Regions from separate parts of the Homo sapiens genome. Here region 2 is linked to region 1. Evidence: read pairs that join two places in POLR2A ChIA-PET (ENCODE). Cell type or tissue: HepG2. All regions are shown on one strand. Links, peaks and the distances in the headings refer to the core of each region. The heading gives the core; the rest is flanking DNA. Region 1 holds the start of CDH24 (cadherin 24). Region 2 overlaps C14orf93 (chromosome 14 open reading frame 93).

Region 1 (8,319 bases), core at 13-8,012:
GTGATTTGCTATAAGGTAGGGGGCACATTTACTCATTCTCTGGGTGGGAAGAGCCTGCCATCTGGCTCCCCAGCCCACATCCCAGCTCACCTACCTGATTGGGCTGGCAGGGGAGTCCAGGTCAGCCGCGGAGATCTGGCCTACCAGGGTCCCCGGGGCCTTGTTCTCAGGCACTGTCAGGTGGTAGGCAGCCTGGGTGAAGGCAGGTGGCTCTGGGGCATCTTGCACTGCCACACGCACAGAGGCCACATCCTTGAAGGGCCCTCGCCGCAGATAGGCTGGGTCAATGAGCGTGTTGGTGGCCTCGACACGGAAGGAGTAGGAGCGCTGGCTCTCAAAGTCTAGGGGCTATGGTGAGGGGAGAGGGAGAAAAAGTGAGGCATGTGGAAACCAGGGCAGGTCCCAGGCTCTTGGAAGGTGACAAGTCCCCTCCTCACATGCATGCAGTGCTCAGTCCTCATGTGAGGAGAGGTGGCACTGGAGGGACAGTGGCCTTGGTGGTCAGGATGCACAGCAGATTACTTAGGAACTCTAGGTCTGCCCCTAGCTCCCTCATAGACTTGCTATCACTTCTTCTTTCTAAGCTCCAGGGCCTCATCTGAAGGATGAGGAGGTGACCATGATCTCTAAGCTCCAACAGAGAGATCCTGAGTCTGTTCTAGAAGAACAGTTAAATATGTGCCCTGTGGGTCGGCAGGAGGCAGGTCTAAGAGAAAGCATTAACAGGCAGGAGGCTAACCTTGCGGACAGTGAGGAGCCCGTCTCGACCCTGCAAGTCTGTGCTGATGCTGAAGGCCTCAGACCCCTCCCCATCCAGGATGCTGTATGCCATCAGGGCGTTGTCCCCCAGGTCTGGGTCCTGGGCCCGGAGCCGGCCCACCAGTGTGCCAGGTCCAGCTGTCTCCACCACGGAGAACTGGTATAGGCCTTGGGATGACAGAGGGGAGACACCTTCTCAGAGAGGTCCCCAGCCCTCCTCCCTCCCCACAGCACTTTATTCTCCCAGGATCTGGCTGGGGAGGAGGCGAGGAGGGAAGGTTTCTCCAGACACTGTAGGGGTGGGGTGATCAAAGGATGGCTCAGGTGGCAGCAATGGCCCCTTACTCTGTGGGAACTTGGGGGGGTTGTCGTTGACATCGCTGAGCGTGACAGTCACCGTAGTGCTGCCTGACAGCCCCCCCATGTGGCCGCCCATGTCCTTGGCCTGGATCACCACCAAGAACTCCTCCTGTGTCTCCCGGTCCATGTTGGGGATGGCTGTACGCACCACTCCTAGGGAGAGATGCTGGTCAGAGGGTGTCTGTCCCCTTGGCTGCCCCACCGGGCTCCCAGGCTCCATCCTCACCAGTCTGGGGGTCCACAGAGAAGAAAGGCAGTCCATCCAGAACAGTGTACACCAGCTTGGCACTGTTCCCATAGCTGGGGTCATCAGCATCGTGAGCAGTCACCTGGATCACTGATGTCCCTGTGGGGGATGCCAGCACGCCATTCAGCAGCAGCAGGGAAGGATGGGGAAGAACAACCGATGGGGGGGGATGCAGATACGAGGGAGGCTGAATTGAAGGGGGCAGGTTCTGGGGCAGACAACAAGAAGGGAAGGAGAGGTGAGAGAGCTCCAGAAGACGGGAACTGGGGCATTCAGAGCTGGGGTGCTCACCGACATTGGACATCTCGGGCACGGTGGCATGGTAGGGCCCAAGGGGAAAAATGGGTGGATTGTCGTTGATGTCTTGCACTTTGATGATGAACTCTGATGGGGGCTCCAGGGGCCGGTTGGAGGCTCGGTCCACGGCTTGGGCCAGTAGCACATATTGCGCCTTTTCCTCCCGGTCAAGGCTCTTGGTAACATGAATATTGCCTGTGGCCTCATCAATCACAAATACGGTGCCTGCCCCCTCCCCGGTCAACAGGTACTTGGTGCGGCCCTCTCCCCGGTCAACATCCGAGTGCAGCTGCAGGGGTCACGAAAAGATGGCAGAGGGCTCCAAGTACAGAGACAGGGTTAAAGAGTCTAGGTTTGGGTAGAGCGTTGGGAGTCCTGAGGGACCAAGGTCATTGCAGAAGTGATGAAGTTGCAGGGCAGGGCCTGAGGGCTTGGTGTCAGAGTAGACATGGGAGGGGTCATCCTTACCTTGCCAATGAGAACAGGCTCTGGACCAGCATATTCCTCAATGACAAAGAACTGGTTCCAGACCCAGCTCCTTCGAGTCCGCAGCAGAGCAGGCCCTGGGTGTTCCCGGGACCCTGCCCAGGCCCGGGCTGGGGCTGCCAGACGCCCCATGCAGCCCCAGCCACCCAGCCAGGCCAGCAGGAGCCTCACCAGGCCCCACATGTTTGGACTCCAGCCAGGGCTCTGTTCACTGGCCCTGGGTGCTGAGGCTGGGCCAGGCCACGTGGCCCATGAGCTGGCTGGGGTGGAGGGGCAGATGCGTTGAGGCTACCCCATGGATCCACACCTGCAGGACAAGCAGCTGCTCAGGCTCAAGGAAACCCCTAGCCCTCCTCCCCCGCAAAATTAGATGCTGAAGACCAGACCTCCAAGGAACCAGACACTCCACTGCCCAGAACTCAGACTAAGACAGAGAGCAGAGAGGCTGATCCTTCCTCCACCCAGGCTCTGCATGTATTCACCTCCAGCCCTCCAAGCTGATAAATCTCTGGTCAGTCAACTCTGAGTAGAGAACTGGGGAGGAACACAGGAGAGGGGATGCTGGGAGGGCTTGGAATCCCAAATCTGGTCTCTGTCCTCCCAGGTTGGGCACGTAGCCAGGTATTGGAGGAGGCGGGGCTACCAGAGAAAGGGCTTAAAATTACGGAGTTGGGATTCATGGAGGTGTGGCCTTAAGGTGTCTAGGGTCAGCATGAGATGACAAGGAGTGCAGCCTCAGGCAGGGCTGAGAGTCTGTGAAAGTCCCTCCCCACAAGGGGGAGCCCCACTCTCCAGGCCCTGTCTCCAGCCCACGCTGCCAGTGCAGTCCTTGAAGGGGGACTGGGCTCGTGAGACAGGAGTTGGGAGCCAGAGCTGAAGGAAGAGGATACAGGGTGGGGGACAGGGGGAGGTGACCGGGGAGAGAGGTCCACCCAGAGGCTAGAGACAGATAATGACTGACGGCTAGACTGACTCAGGGACTGTCCGGCAGAGAAATGACTGGATGAGAGACAGAAACAGAACAGTGGCAAGAGACAGAATGAGAGAGACCAGGGCAGCAGCCTGGGTGTCTGAAGGCAGAGAGGAGTCCTAGGGGCCAGGCTTGGAAACGGGTCACCGGGGGCAGTTCCGGGCAGGCAGGGGCAGACCTCAGCTTCGGGGGTGTCAAGCCAGGCCTCGGGAACTTAATTCTGGGAGAAGGAGCAGACAGGAGGGGTGGAGGCAGGGAGGGGCCACGGGAAGGGAGCTAGAGAGGAGACCCTTCCCACTGCTCTCCTTTCTCCTAGGGGCGGGGGGGAGGACCCCTCAGGTAGCTGTGGCTTCTGCCCCTCCTCCCTCAGAGCAGACACACACCTGACAGTCCCTTTGCTCCCGAGGGAAGGGGGAAACCGGAGGAAGGCTGGGGACCAGAGAGAAGGCGGGATGAGGAGGCGAGAAGGAAGGGGATAGAGGAGTGGGAAACAGGATAGCAGGAAGGGGAGAGGAGAGGGAGGGAAAGGAGAGCAAGAAAGAGAAAAGAGAAAGGCAGGAAAGGGGAGAAAGGTAGAGAAAGAAAAAGGCAAAGAGGGAGAGGAGATGGAAAAAGGACAAGAGGGAGAGGGAAGGGTTGGGGAGACAGAGGGAAGGGATAAGGAAGGCAAACAGGCAGAGAAGGAAGGGTGAAGAGAAATCGAGAGAAGAAAGAGGGAGAGAGGTGCGAGGGGAGAAGGGAAAGAGGCAGAGCGCGGGAGAAGGGAGCCGGCAGCGGGCTCCCAGCCACGGAGCGCACCCCTCCGAAGACCCCCGCAGGCTGCGGGCCCCCTCCTACCCCTCCGCGGATTCCCGACCCCTGCTCCGGGGCAGGCGCCCTTACCTGGCACTGCCGAGGGGCCCAGGCCGGCGGGAAGCGCCCCCGCCCGCCCCCGTCGCCGGGTCCCGGGGGCACAGCCCCGAGCCGATTGGAGCGGGCGCCGCGGCTCCGCTGCAGGTCTGAGCGGCCCCGGCGAGAACAAGGGAGCGAGACGGAGGGGGCGGGGGAAGAAGACTCCGCCTGCGGAGGAGCGAGGCGGCTCCGCGCCGCGCGGGAGAGGAGAGCCCAGCCTCCGACCCTCCCCGGCCAGCCGGGCCCGCGCGGCGGGGGCGGGGGCGGAGGCGGCGCCGCGCGTCCGCCCCCTCGGCGCTCCTGGGCTGCGGGGCGCATACAGATGCGGCGCCCCTCCCGGACCGGGCCCGCAGCGCCCGGCAGGGCACTCGGGCGGGAGGACGTCCAGGCCACGGCGCCAGGCCATTTCCGAAGAGCTGGCGGGGCGGGTGCACCCGGGAGCGCGAAGCTGCCAGTCCCCGCCCGCAGCGGAAAACGGGCGAGCGCGCGGTGAGGTGGGGAATTCGGAGCCCACTGCGGAGAGACCCGGCTCCGGGCTCCCGGTTCCCGGCTGGCTTTTGGGACTGGTGTGGATGGAATCCCAGCTGCAAGGCGGCGGCGTTTTGAGAGCCCATGCAAAGCACGGTAGCAGGTCAGCTGGGGGACACTTAAGGACGGCAGAAGGGTCCAGAGAGTCCGAGGCCCGGGCCCAGGGAGCGGGTCGGGAACAGAGGCACGACATCGGCGGGAGGTCGGAGGCGGGCAGTGGAACCCTTCTTGGGAAGCTCGGTTACAGGGGCCAACAGAGCGAGGAGCTGCCGCCCCCTGGTGGTAGTTGTGGGAGGCACCAAGGTGGCAGGCAGGTGACCAAACCCCTAATTTAACCGTGCACAGGACCAGGAACCAGAAGAGGACCCACCCTCCTAGCCCTGCTGGGGTGCCGCCACGGACACAGGTTGCTCCATGCCTTCCCGAATGAGGAAGGTCCACAGCTTTGGGTTGGTCAGGGCCAAGGCAGGGGATAAAAGACGTGGGAAGTTCAATAAGCAGGAAGCAGTCAGCCTAAAGGAACACATGGAATGAGAGCAACTCCTACTCCAGATATCCTCAGATGTCCACGCTCAGATATCCACAGTGGCTTCTTAACCTGCCCAAAGAAAGCCACTCACACAGTTTAAAACTAAGTCAGATTTTTATTTTTTTTTCCATAGACCACATCATTTAATAATAAAAAAAATAAAAATAAAAATTGAACAAAAGGAAAAGGTGGATATAAAGTGGAACCTGTGGGAAAGAGGCAAGGGCTGCAGGACAGAAGAGACTGGGAACTGCAGGGGCCCTGGGACTCAGGAGGAGATGCTGATTCAGCTCATAGGTGACCCAGTCCTGGCCCCGGCTGTTCCCAAGAGAAGGCTGTAAGTACCCAGGGAGGTGGTAAGCAGGATGGAGGAAAAATCAGAGGACTGGGGCACCTGGCTGTTCCCCATCTCTGGCCAACCACCTCCTTGCCTAACCTAGCTCTTGCCTCTCAGACTTAATGGGAAATGAGAGGGAGGGTCGGGCTAAGTCCCAAGAGATAGGTTAAGGGGGTGTGTTTGGGGGGAAAAGGATGGCCACTTTTCCATTTGGTATGTATGTAGGGATAGGTGATGTGAAAGACCCTTGGCTCCAGGGTGGTGGAGACTGTGCCTATCCCTCTGTGGCCATAACCCCCTGGGGCCGAGTGGCTGGTACCTGCAGCTCTAGTGTTTTCCCAGCTAGCGGCGCCCACCCCGGTCCCGCACAGGTGTGCTCCGACTCCGGCTTCTGCTGTGGCGCTTGGTGTCCCTGCGATCCCTTTCCCTGCCTCGTTCTCGGTCCCTTTCCCTATCCCGATCTCGGTCCCCCCTGTCCCGCTCCCTTTCTCTCTCTCTCTCCCTGTCCCTCTCCCGACTGTGCTCCCGACGTTTCTCTCGCTCCAGCTGTCGGTTCCGTTCCCGCTCGGCTTCCTTCTCCCGCTCCTTTTGCTCTTCTTCTTCTTGCTCCTTTCGCCGCTTCTCCCGCTCCTTGGCCCGTTCGGCCCGCTCTGCCTCTTTCTGAACGATCTGTAGCCAGGTAGGAAAGGCAGAGAATAGGCAGCTCAGTCCTGGTCACAGCCTCCATTTGTGCCTGGACCCTGCCTCCTAGCTCAGGGTCAGCTTTTCAGTTAAACAGGAAGGGGTTGGGGGCTCAACAACTGCATCCTGTCTTTCTTAGAGCACCTCTCTCCCTCCTAGTTTCAGCCTTTTTTTTTTTTTTTCTGAGACGGAGTCTCGCTCCGTCGCCCAGGCTGGGAGTGCAGTGGCACGATCTCGGCTCACTGCAAGCTCCACCTCCCGGGTTCACACCATTCTCCTGCCTCAGCCTGCTGAGCAGCTGGGACCACAGGCGCCCGCGACCACGCCCGGCTAATTTTTTTGTATTTTCAGTAGAGACGGGGCTTCACCGTTGTTAGCCAGGATGGTCTTGATCTCCTGACCTCGTGATCCGCCCGCCTCAGGCTCCCAAAGTGCTGGGATTACAGGCGTGAGCCACCGCGCCCCGCCAGTTTTTTTTTTTTTTTTTTTTTGAGACAGTCTCACTCTGTCGCCCAGGCTGGAGTGCAGTGGTGCTATCTTGGCTCACTGTGGTCTCCGACTCGCAGGTTCAAGTGATTCTCCTGCCTCAGCCTCCCTAGTAGCTGGGATTACAGGTGTCTGCCACCATGCCCCACTAAGTTTTGTATTTTTAGTAGAGATGGGGTTTCACCATGTTGGCCAGGATGGTATCAAACTCCTGGCTTAGATGGAGGCTTAGATGATCCGCCCACCTCAGCCTCCCAAAGTGCTGGGATTACAGGCATGAGCCACCATGCCTAGCCACCAAGTTTCAACTTTTACACACATTGACAGGTACTGGCACCATCCATGCCTGGCCCTTGGTATTTCCCTAGCTCCCTACCGTCAGCGTAGATGTGAACAAATCTCTTTTTTGAGTAGCATAAGCCTAAAATTCCCAAAAGGCCCATTACTAAGAAACTAAGTTAAAGATGCAAAAACTCTTAAAAAGCAGGGAAATGAATTTATAAAACACGATTTCTCAGCTAAATACAATCAAGTTCTTTTTTTTTTTTTAATTGTCTGAGACAGAGTTTTGTTCTTGTTGCCCAGGCTGGAGTGCAATGGCACGGTCTCTGCTCACTGCAACCTCCGCCTCCCGGGTTCAAGCAATTCTCCTCCTCAGCCTCCCAAGTAGCTGGGATTACGGGCGCTTGCCACTGCACCCGGCTAATTTTTGTTATTTTTAGTAGAGACAGGGTTTCCATGTTGGCCAGACTGGTCTGCAACTCCTGACCTGAGGTGATCCACCCGACTCGGCCTCCCAAAGTGCTGGCATTAGAGGCGTGAGCCACCACGCACGGCCTAAAATCAAGTTCTAAGAAGCCTGGTCGGCACAGCCAGCTTCCCAGACATCCACAAACTTCAGCTGCTATCTGCGTGTCTATCTTTACCCTCCTGAGTCTGGTTTCTCTATGTTATACCAATTAACTGAAAACTGCCTTTTTGTGATGCTTAGTTTATCCTAAACCTAGGAAGTACTTGGGCCGACTCACTCTCGCAGTCACATGAATCTCCCCTCACCCTGACCTCAAGCCTCAGTGCCACTAGGGAGCAGGGCACGAAGAAGAGCACTCACCTGGCTGTCAGTCAGTGGGAGCCAATAGATGCAGGGAGCTGCCTTGGTCTTTCGGAAAAGGTCATCCAGCAGCTTGGCAGGTGGTTCCTCCTGGGCTTTCTCTGAGGTGGAAAAAAGTGAACCAGATATGATGCATCTGACCCTCTGTCCCATCCCATCTGGGTCCCTTTCCCACCTACTAGTGGGTATGCGTACCCCATAGCTAAGTACCTACCTTTCTTCTCACTCTTCTTTTCTTTAGACTTCGCACGTTCCTTGCGGCGGCGGTCACGGGACCTTGATCGGGAACGGGGCCCTTCTCGAACTTTGTCCCGATCCCATTCACGCTCTGATCGAGTCCGCTCCCGCCGCTCCATTTCCCGTTCCCGTTCTGCCCACTGTTCCCGCACTGCCCGTTCCTGCTCCCGCTGCTCTGCCCGGGGGTGCTGTGGTGGCTGGACCGGGGGTGGGGGTGGGGGGTGCAGGGGCCGTGGTATTCCCTGCTCCTCTGTCTTAGTTTCAGAGGGACGGTCCACCAAGAGGCCTCGGTGATAATCCAGCTGTGGGGAGAGGAGGGACAAGGACAGTTAGGATAGAGGTGATATCACTCCCACTCAAGGAGCCAGGATGGCCGGGCGCGGTGGCTCACGCCTGTAAT
Region 2 (8,319 bases), core at 1-8,000, 62 kb before region 1:
GCCAAGGCAGGTGGTGCCATCTCAGCTCACTGCATCCTCCGCCTCCCGGGTTCAAGCAATTCTCCTGCCTCAGCCTCCTGAGTAGCTGGGACTACAGGTGCACCACCACCACATCCAGCTAATTTTTGTATTTTTAGTAGAGATGGGGTTTCACCATGTTGGTCAGGCTGGTCTCGAACTCCTAACCTTGTGATCTACCCACCTCAGCCTCCCAAAGTGTGCTGGGATTACAGGTGTGAGCCACCGCACCGGGCCTGTTTAATATAAAAATGTCTTCTGCAATTTTTCTTTTTTCTTTTTGAGACAGAGTCTCACTCTGTTGCCAGGCTGGAGTGCAATGGCGGGATCTCGGCTCACTGCAACCTCCACCTCCCGGGTTCAAGCAATTCTCCTGCCTCAGCCTCCCGAGTAGCTGGGACTACAGGTGCACCACCACCACATCCAGCTAATTTTTGTATTTTTAGTAGAGATGGGGTTTCACCATGTTGGCCAGGATGGTCTTGATCTCTTGACCTCGTGAACCACCTGCCTCAGCCTCCCAAAGTGCTGGGATTACAGGCATGAGCCACCGTGCCTGGCCATCTTCTGGAATCTGCTAGTAAAACTGATGACCCAGGCAAAAGCCCCGGGTTTGTCTGTGGCTTTATGTATTTCTTCATGTGTTACCACAAATCTCTGGAGTATATACACCATGGTCTGAAAAACAGAAATCTAAAATAACAGAAACGTGAATCGGAAAAGACCGTGGAGGCTATATTATATTACCCAATCTCCCTTTCACATCATTAAACAGGCTGTCTTTCCACTTTGTTTATACCCATCTAATGATGAGTTCTCCATTCTGAGTCAGCTTATTCTATTGTTGAACATTTCTACTCATTAAAAAGTTTTGCCGGCTGGGCGTGGTGGCTCATGCCTGTAATCCCAGTACTTTGGGAGGCCAAGGCGGGTGGATCACCTGAGGTCAGGAGCTCGAGACCAGCCTGACCAACATGGTGAAACCTCATCTCTACTAAAAATACAAAAATTAGCCAGGCGTGGTGGCGTGCGACTGTAGTCCCAGCTACTCAGGAGGCTGAGACAGAGGAATTGCTTGAACCCAGGAGGCGGAGGTTGCAGTGAGCTGAGATCGTGCCACTGCACTCCAGCCTGGGCAATAAAGTGAGACTCTGTTTCAAAAAAAAAAAAAAAAGAAAGAAAAAGTTTTGCCTTAGATGCTTCAAAATCTGTTCCCAGTTTTGCCCATAATAGCACCTAAAATATTTATTTATTTATTTATTTATTTATTTTTATTTTTTATTTTTTTGAGATGGAGTCTTACTCTGTAGCCCAGGCTGGGGTGCAGTGGCGTGATCTCGGCTCACTGCAACCTCTGCCTCCAGGGTCCTGGTTCAAGCAATTCTCCTGGCTCAGCCTCCCTAGTTAGCTGGGATTACAGGAATGCACCACCATTCCCAGCTAATTTTTGTATTTTTGGTAGAGATGGGGTTTCACCATGTTGGCCAGGCTGGTCTTGAACTCCTGACCTCGTGATCCACCCACCTCGGCTTCCCAAAGTGCTGGGATTACAGGCATGAGCCACCACGCCCAGCTTTATTTATTTATTAAGAGACAGAGTCTTGCTCTGTTGTCCAGGCTAGAGTGCAGTGGTGTGGTCTCAGCTCACTGCAACCTCCGCCTCCCAGGTTCAAGTGATTCTCCTACCTCAGCCTCTCAAGTGGCTGGGATTACAGGCGCACGCCACCACGCCCAGCTAATTTTTGTATCTTTAGTAGAGACGTGGTTTCACCATGTTGGCCAGGCTAGTCTCAAACTCCTGACCTCAGGTGATCTGCCCGCCTTGGCCTCCCAGAGTGCTGGGATTACAGGCGTGAGCCACCGCACCCGGCCCTAATGCAGGGTTTTAACATGTCCTTCAATTAAGTTTAGTTGTTTCTGATTGTATTTTCATCCCAAGCTCCCTCAGTCAGTGGAAGTTACCCAGTCCCAAACTGACAGATTAATATCCTGATCCAAGGACTTTTCAGCTCCATATTCAGAAATCCCCAATTTATCCTTCTACCTCTATGGCTGATTCACCATACCAACTTAGGAAAGTATTGTCAACTCTTTATGGCTAGGGTCTCCACTCTGTAAAAAGGACCATTATTATACTAGCTGCATATTCAACATAGTTATTTTACCTCTTAGTAGTCCACACTTAAGGAATCACAAAGGAGTGGGCGAATGTTTCAGAAAGTATTTGGGAGAGTTTCAAAAAAACAAAAAACAAAAAAAGGGGAAAGAAAAAAGGGAGTTACAAAGCTTCCAACTCAAGTGGCTTGGAAGAGATCAGCTGATAAAAATCAAAACAGGCTTGACATGGAAAGGGAAAATACTCTAGACAATAAGTGTGAGGACTGTAAAGGCTGTTGGCTCACCTACCTCCTGAATAAGCTAAAAATATTTCCCCAAGGAGTGGCTGGGATCTGCAGCATTCCAAGGAATTAAGAATTCTGGTTTGATCCTTTTGGTTCACAGGATCCCTAGCAGCAATCCTCAAGAGCCTCAGCAGATTGGAGAGATGCCTCTTTGATTCTGTCCCAGAGCTAAAGATTGGAATAACTGTCCCTCCCCCTCTAAACCCACAGTCTGCCACAAGAACATTTTAAACCTTCCTCCATGATGGGCAGCAGAACTCCCTGACTAGTCCTCCAGATCCTTCTCAAGCACAGAATAGAGAGAGCATGATGGTGAGTGAGGATACTGTCCTTCCTGCAGGTCTTCAGTTCCACCACACTCTCCTAAGGGAAGGAAGAAGCCAGGCCTCAATGCTGTACCTCTCTCTGGAGGCAGCAGGCACAAGTGGAATGGAAGTGATGGAAAATCCTGCTTTTATGCAAATTGTAACTATAAACTCATTATAGTCAATATGAACATTGTATGGCTAAAGAATATCTCCAGCCAGGCATGGTGGCTCACGCCTGTAATCCCAACACTTTGGGAGGCCGAGGTGGGTGAATTGCCTGATCTCAGGAGTTCAAGACCAGCGTGGCCAACATGGTGAAACCCCATCTCTACTAAAATACAAAATTAGCCAGGCGTGGTGGTGCAAGTCTGTAATCCCAACTACTCGGGAGGGTGAGGCAGGAGAATCGCTTGAACCTGGGAGGCTTGCAGTGAGCTGAAATCACGCCACTGCACTCCAGCCTGGGTGACAGAGCGAGACTAAAAACAATATCCCCACAGTTGTCAGAAAAAAGCTTTTGTGAGACCAGCCTGGGCAACTAAAATACAAAAATACAAAAAATAAGCCAGGCATGGTGGTGCATGCCTGTAATCCCAGCTACTCGGGAGGCTGAGGTGGGAGATCACTTGAGCCTGGGAAGTCGAAGCTGCAGTGAGCCATGATCACACCACTGCACTCCAGCCTGGGCAATGGGAGTGAGACCCTGTCTCAAGAAAGAAAAAAAAAAAAAAGAAGTTTTTGGGTACAGAGTTGATCCCAAAGACTGTGGTCACTTTAAAGAAGGTTTCTCAACCTCTTCACTATTGGCATTTTGAGCTGGATAATTCTTTGTTATGGGGGCTGTCGTGTGCACTGCAGGATGTTTAGCAGAACACCCACTAGATGTCAGTAGCATTCTCCTTCCCCTGCCCCCGGCCACCCACCAGTTGTAATAATCACAAACGTCTCCAGATGTTTCCAAATGTCTCCTGAGGGTAAAATCACCCCAGGTTGAGAACTACTGCCCTAGAACTTCTCTAGGTTTGGTCAGCTGCCAGGATGGGGACTCCCAGCTCAGCAGGATGTTCTTTGGGCTCCCAGCCACGCCAAGAAGTGTTCAGGCAGACCTGGTTCAGGCCAGTCCCTTCCTGGCTAAGAGCTCTTGGAATGACTGGAATCTCCAAACCTCTATAACTGAGCTGAAGGTCTAGTGACTCTCTGCATCTCTGAAGCTTGAGACCACCTCAGGACAGCTTCACTTGCTTTTCCACCCAAGGTGCCCCTTGTCACTTACTCTGCACACTAGCTTAATTTGCAGGCAATTTCCAGAGTTACCCTTTGGTGACCAATCTGCTCAATCCCTTAAAGATCTTCTCATCAGGATTATTAGAACACTAGGAAGGCTGGGCATGGTGGCTCACGCCTGTAATCCCAGTACTTTGGGAGGCCGAGGCGGGTGGATAACCTGAGCTCAGGAGTTCGAGACCAGCCTGACCAACATGGCAAAACCTGGTCTCTACTGAAAATTCAAAAATTAGCTGGGGGTGGTGGCACGTGCCTGTAATCCCAGCTACTCAGGAGGCTGAGGCAGGAGAATCGCTTGAACCTGGGAGGTGGAGGTTGCAGTGAGCTGAGATCATGCCATTGCACTGCAGCCTGGGTGACAGAGTGAGACTCTGACTCAAAAAAAAAAAAAAAAAAAAAAAAGAACACCAGGAGATGTGATATAAAGGAAGATATCACATTATCTGGAAAAGCCTAAAAGCTTGATGTTTAGCAGGGGACTTCCTATCCCTAGTGTTACAGAATAACCTCTCTCCTTATCCCTCCCACTCTGGTAGGATTCAGTACAGCATTCATTCAATATGGGAGGCCTAAAATCAACCCACCCATCACTCTTCACTTATCTCTCCAGACTGAAGAAAAATTTATAGAAACTGAGCTCACTCACAGAGAGTACAAGATCCCGCTTGCGCCTGGAGTTCTTCTGCCCACTTCCTCTGGTCCTGCATGGGGAAACGGTCAGCCCTAGAGAGTGTCTCAGCTCCCCAGTGCTCCCAGGGCCTGACTCTTCCAAGGCACTGTCCAGCGCAGCAGCGGCATTGAGCATGTCCTCAGGGCGGGGTGGTGGCAGCTTGGTTCCATTTTCTGGTCCTGTCTCTGGGGTTGCCCGCTGGATTGCCAGTTGTGTGGCTGGTGAGAGTTGCTTGGCATAAGCAGGGACCAGAACTCGCTGTACTGCACCCTCAGAGGCCACGTAATCATCCACCAGCTAAGAACATAAAAAATAATAGCCTATTAGCCAGCCAGGCTTAGGGGAACCTGGTTAACCATCATTCTTTGGCTAAGAATAGTGAACAGAAAGTGGAAAGAAGGGGAACTCTAGCACAGTCTTTAATGGTCAATGGCTTGTTTCTCTGGGACTCCTATGAGTGTTGGGCAAATATTTCTTGTGTGTACAGGGCCTCTCATGTTGGGTTGTTACCATAGGGCTGCTCACAAGGAGAAAGCATGTTTCTGACACTGTTGGTGAATAGTCATTTATGGATAGCTCTTGGATATAAGAAATGGAGCTAGATAAGTGTTTTGTCTGAAAGGACTGGGTGAAGAAGTGATGACAAGAAAGAAACCAAGCAAGAGAAGGAGTAAGAAAATAAAACAGTAACAGCAATAAAGAGGAGACATAAAAGACAAATGAGCAAAGGAGGAAGACATAAAGTCAGAAATCCCTAGAGAGACTGGCAGCAACAGCTCCCCTCACCTATCCTCCATTCCCAGAGTCAGTCCATGCCCTCACCTTGATCCTGCCCCGGCCACATTCGACTGTCATAGCCCCTGACATCTACCTGACTGCCTGTGCCCTCACTCAAGGACATACAGAGCCGGGAAAGGAAGAAGGGAGCAAGGGAGAGAGGGAGGAAGAAAGGAGGGGGGATTTCTGCAGTCAAGAAAACAAAATACTGAAAGTGGGGACACACACGCACACGCACACACACACACACACACACACACACAGAAAGATGCGGGGGAGGAGGCTGAGATTTATAGACCTGTGAGCTGCTTTCTGCGCTGTGAAATCTAATTCCATCCTGTCGGCTTGGAAGCCTTTCCTGCCTCAAAGAACCCACAGCTCAGGGCAATGCCTAGCCTGGTACCTTTCTGCCTCCCACCTTCCAGGTCCTCCCTTGAGCTGGAACCACGGAGAGTCCTGACCAGCCACAGACTGGGGTGAGCAGCAGTGGCCATTACCCATATGGCTGTGCCTTCAGGAGAGCAATGACCAGTTGCTGTGTTACACTGGAGGGGGAGAGAGGGGTTTATGTATTCATTTCTCAGATCCAGCAGATGGGCTGGGAGTTTCATCCCTCCCATCTACTCCATGTGTTCTGCTCCTTTACTCTTTACTGGGTGTCTATGTCTTGTTGTGGGGGGAGGAGAAAAAGAGAGGACAGACGGAGAATAAGGTGGAGAGCTGACAGAACTCCAACCGTCTCTCAAGTGGCACCACATCTGTTATTTTCCTATCTCTAAGATCTCTATAGTTGCTCCATCTCCTTTTCATACTTCCATGTGTGACATTCTGCAGTTCTTACTCTACTCAGCCAGGATTTTCCTGCTCATATGGCCCTTAAGCAGTAAAGAAACTGAAATAGCACAATGTACATCTATGTCTTTTCCTGCTCACAAAATATGCTTGCTTGCTTCCTTCTTTTCTTCCCTCTTTCTCCCTATATGTTATTCTCTTACTGTTAACAATCAGTTGGCCATTTCTTTTTCTCATTTCCCATTTTATTTCCTTTCCTCTACCTCCCCCTCGCCTTACCTCATAGTCTCTCTCCCGTGGTGTAGATTCTCTTTCCACATAGATTCACCTTTCTTCTGTGCTCCCTTTTTTCACTTTTTCTCCTCCCTCAGCCCTTCATTTCTACTTGTCTCTTTCCCTCCCTATACTTGTCTTCTATTATCTTTATCTTTGTCCTCTCACTTTTTCCTCCTCTCTCCACCTCTGCCTCTCTCCCCTGTACATTCCCATCTCTCTTTGTACTGAATTCCTCTTGGCAAGCAGAGGGCCTGCGATAAAATATGAATGAGCCGTCTGTGCACGGCAGGCATCCTCGCCAGGAGAGGCAGAGTCCATGGAGCAGCCGAGACAGCTGTGGAAGAGAAGGTGCCATGCGGAGCTACTGAGAGAGAGGGAAGGGCACCCCATCACTACACACAGCAAAAAATGACCTTCTGCCAAAGAAGCTGATGGTTCAGGAAGAAAATAGAGCTGACTATCCCTGAAGGAAAAGGAAACGTGGTACTGTTTTGCTTTATCACAAATACAAACAAAAGGTTTAAAGATGGAAAGAAAAGAACAGAAAGGAAAAAGAGTGAAAAGCCAGGAAAAGCACCTAGGAGGAATAGCCCTCTGCTGCCATACTCACAGGATTGAGCAGGGGGGCCGCCTCGCTGGCAGCCAGCGTGCACCCTGGGAGCCGCATGTCCCTCTGAGTTGCTGGGAAGCCCAAAGGCCCAGGCCCCACTGAGGCTGCTCCCAGCTGCCGCAGCTCCTCAATCACCACCTGCACGCCGCTGCCCACGCTGTCACACTCCTCTTCCACGGCAGACAGAGCCTTAAAGGCTTCCCCGGGACTTTCCTTGAGAGGCCCAGGCTCCTCAGGTGGGGAACTATGTGCCCGGCTTTCCCCATCTTCATCAGGGATGGACACTTTCCCTTGCCTCAGGTCACCCACTTCCTCCTGGAGACGTTTTAACAACTCATTGTTGGCCCTGGCAAGACCCAGAGCAGCTTCAGCCAAACCCACTGCCTTATCGACCCGCTGGTAGATAACATGCAGGAGCTGCTCTGAGCTCTGAACAGCCAAGCCATGTCCAGTCACTGTGATGGGGGTGCTGGGAGGAGGATTCCCACCCTGGGAGCCTGTGTTGCCTCCATTAGTCTCACTCTTACAGGCGCAGCAGCAGCATCTGGCCTCGCTGCCACTGGGAGGGGAGAAGAGAATGGTGGCACTGAAGGACATGGCGGATGGGGCAGTAACAACCACGCTTACACTGCTGGGCCGCTCCAACAGGTAGGAAGCATCAACTTCTCTGGACTCACTTTCCTTTCTCAATGAGGATGGTCAGAGGAGCCCAGGCCCCAAGCTGTAGGGTCTGTGAAAGAAGAGTAAACAAGCCATGAAGAAGCACACAGTCCATGGCGGCCTCTCCTCGGCCTGCAGAAGGGAGACAGGTGCCTTCTATTTGCAGATCCTGTGCTCTCCTAGCACATCACAAATCAAGGCCTTCCTGATGAACGGTTTCAGACGGTAGAGAGCATTCCTTCTGCCCCCCAGCATGGAACCCCCGACTAGTGCAACCTAAGGAACAGGGAAGGGATTCAGAAGGACCTTCCGGCATCTGGAAAGATTAGAAGATTAAGGAAGAAAATGTAGATCTGTCTCCTCCTCCTCCTCACCATCTTTACTGTAATAATGGTACTGCATTTCATTGCTTTGACATTGTTCCTTAAGGTGTTCAGAACACTTCACATAAGTTACCTCATCTACTCAACAGCACTAGGAAACATATTACTCCAGGTCCAGAGAAGAGACATGTGGAGAAGT

What was found. Peaks named below come from ENCODE experiments on the same cell type or tissue, not always from the same donor. Only the 100,000 strongest peaks of a DNase experiment are listed, where the experiment ranks them.
Region 2: POLR2A ChIA-PET joins it to region 1 with 42 read pairs; 32 of 35 experiments call an interaction of 5 or more read pairs at or near these places.

Annotation. Positions count from the first base shown.
Region 1 is chr14:23,053,402-23,061,720 of GRCh38, forward strand. It overlaps CDH24 (cadherin 24), which reads right to left and starts at 4,119. Exons shown (of 13, transcript NM_144985.4): 1 at 4,002-4,119; 2 at 2,132-2,456; 3 at 1,658-1,952; 4 at 1,346-1,465; 5 at 1,105-1,272; 6 at 740-927; 7 at 95-348. The coding sequence starts at 2,332. ACIN1 (apoptotic chromatin condensation inducer 1) reads right to left here. Exons shown (of 19, transcript NM_001386863.1): 17 at 7,897-8,221; 18 at 7,683-7,783; 19 at 5,163-6,073. The coding sequence ends at 5,747. LOC105370705 (collagen alpha-2(I) chain-like) reads left to right here and starts at 4,259. Exons shown (of 2, transcript NR_169511.1): 1 at 4,259-4,641; 2 at 4,884-5,248. RefSeq lists silencers at 3,999-4,118, 4,199-4,348 and an enhancer at 8,235-8,319. In HepG2, for the core only: CTCF peaks have their summits at 1,178 (motif pointing left), 2,936 (motif pointing right), 4,238 and 4,818 (motif pointing left); DNase peaks (open chromatin) are centred at 1,209, 2,930 and 4,810; H3K4me3 peaks cover 1,876 bases; H3K27me3 peaks cover 588 bases.
Region 2 is chr14:22,991,290-22,999,608 of GRCh38, forward strand. C14orf93 (chromosome 14 open reading frame 93) reads right to left here. Exons shown (of 7, transcript NM_021944.4): 2 at 7,138-8,113; 3 at 4,659-4,979. The coding sequence starts at 7,734. It overlaps AJUBA-DT (AJUBA divergent transcript), which reads left to right. Exons shown (of 3, transcript XR_007064074.1): 3 at 5,885-7,141. Among named protein-coding and RNA genes, the nearest start is that of AJUBA-DT, 11 kb to the left of the region's middle. In HepG2, for the core only: a CTCF peak has its summit at 3,621 (motif pointing right); a DNase peak (open chromatin) is centred at 3,602.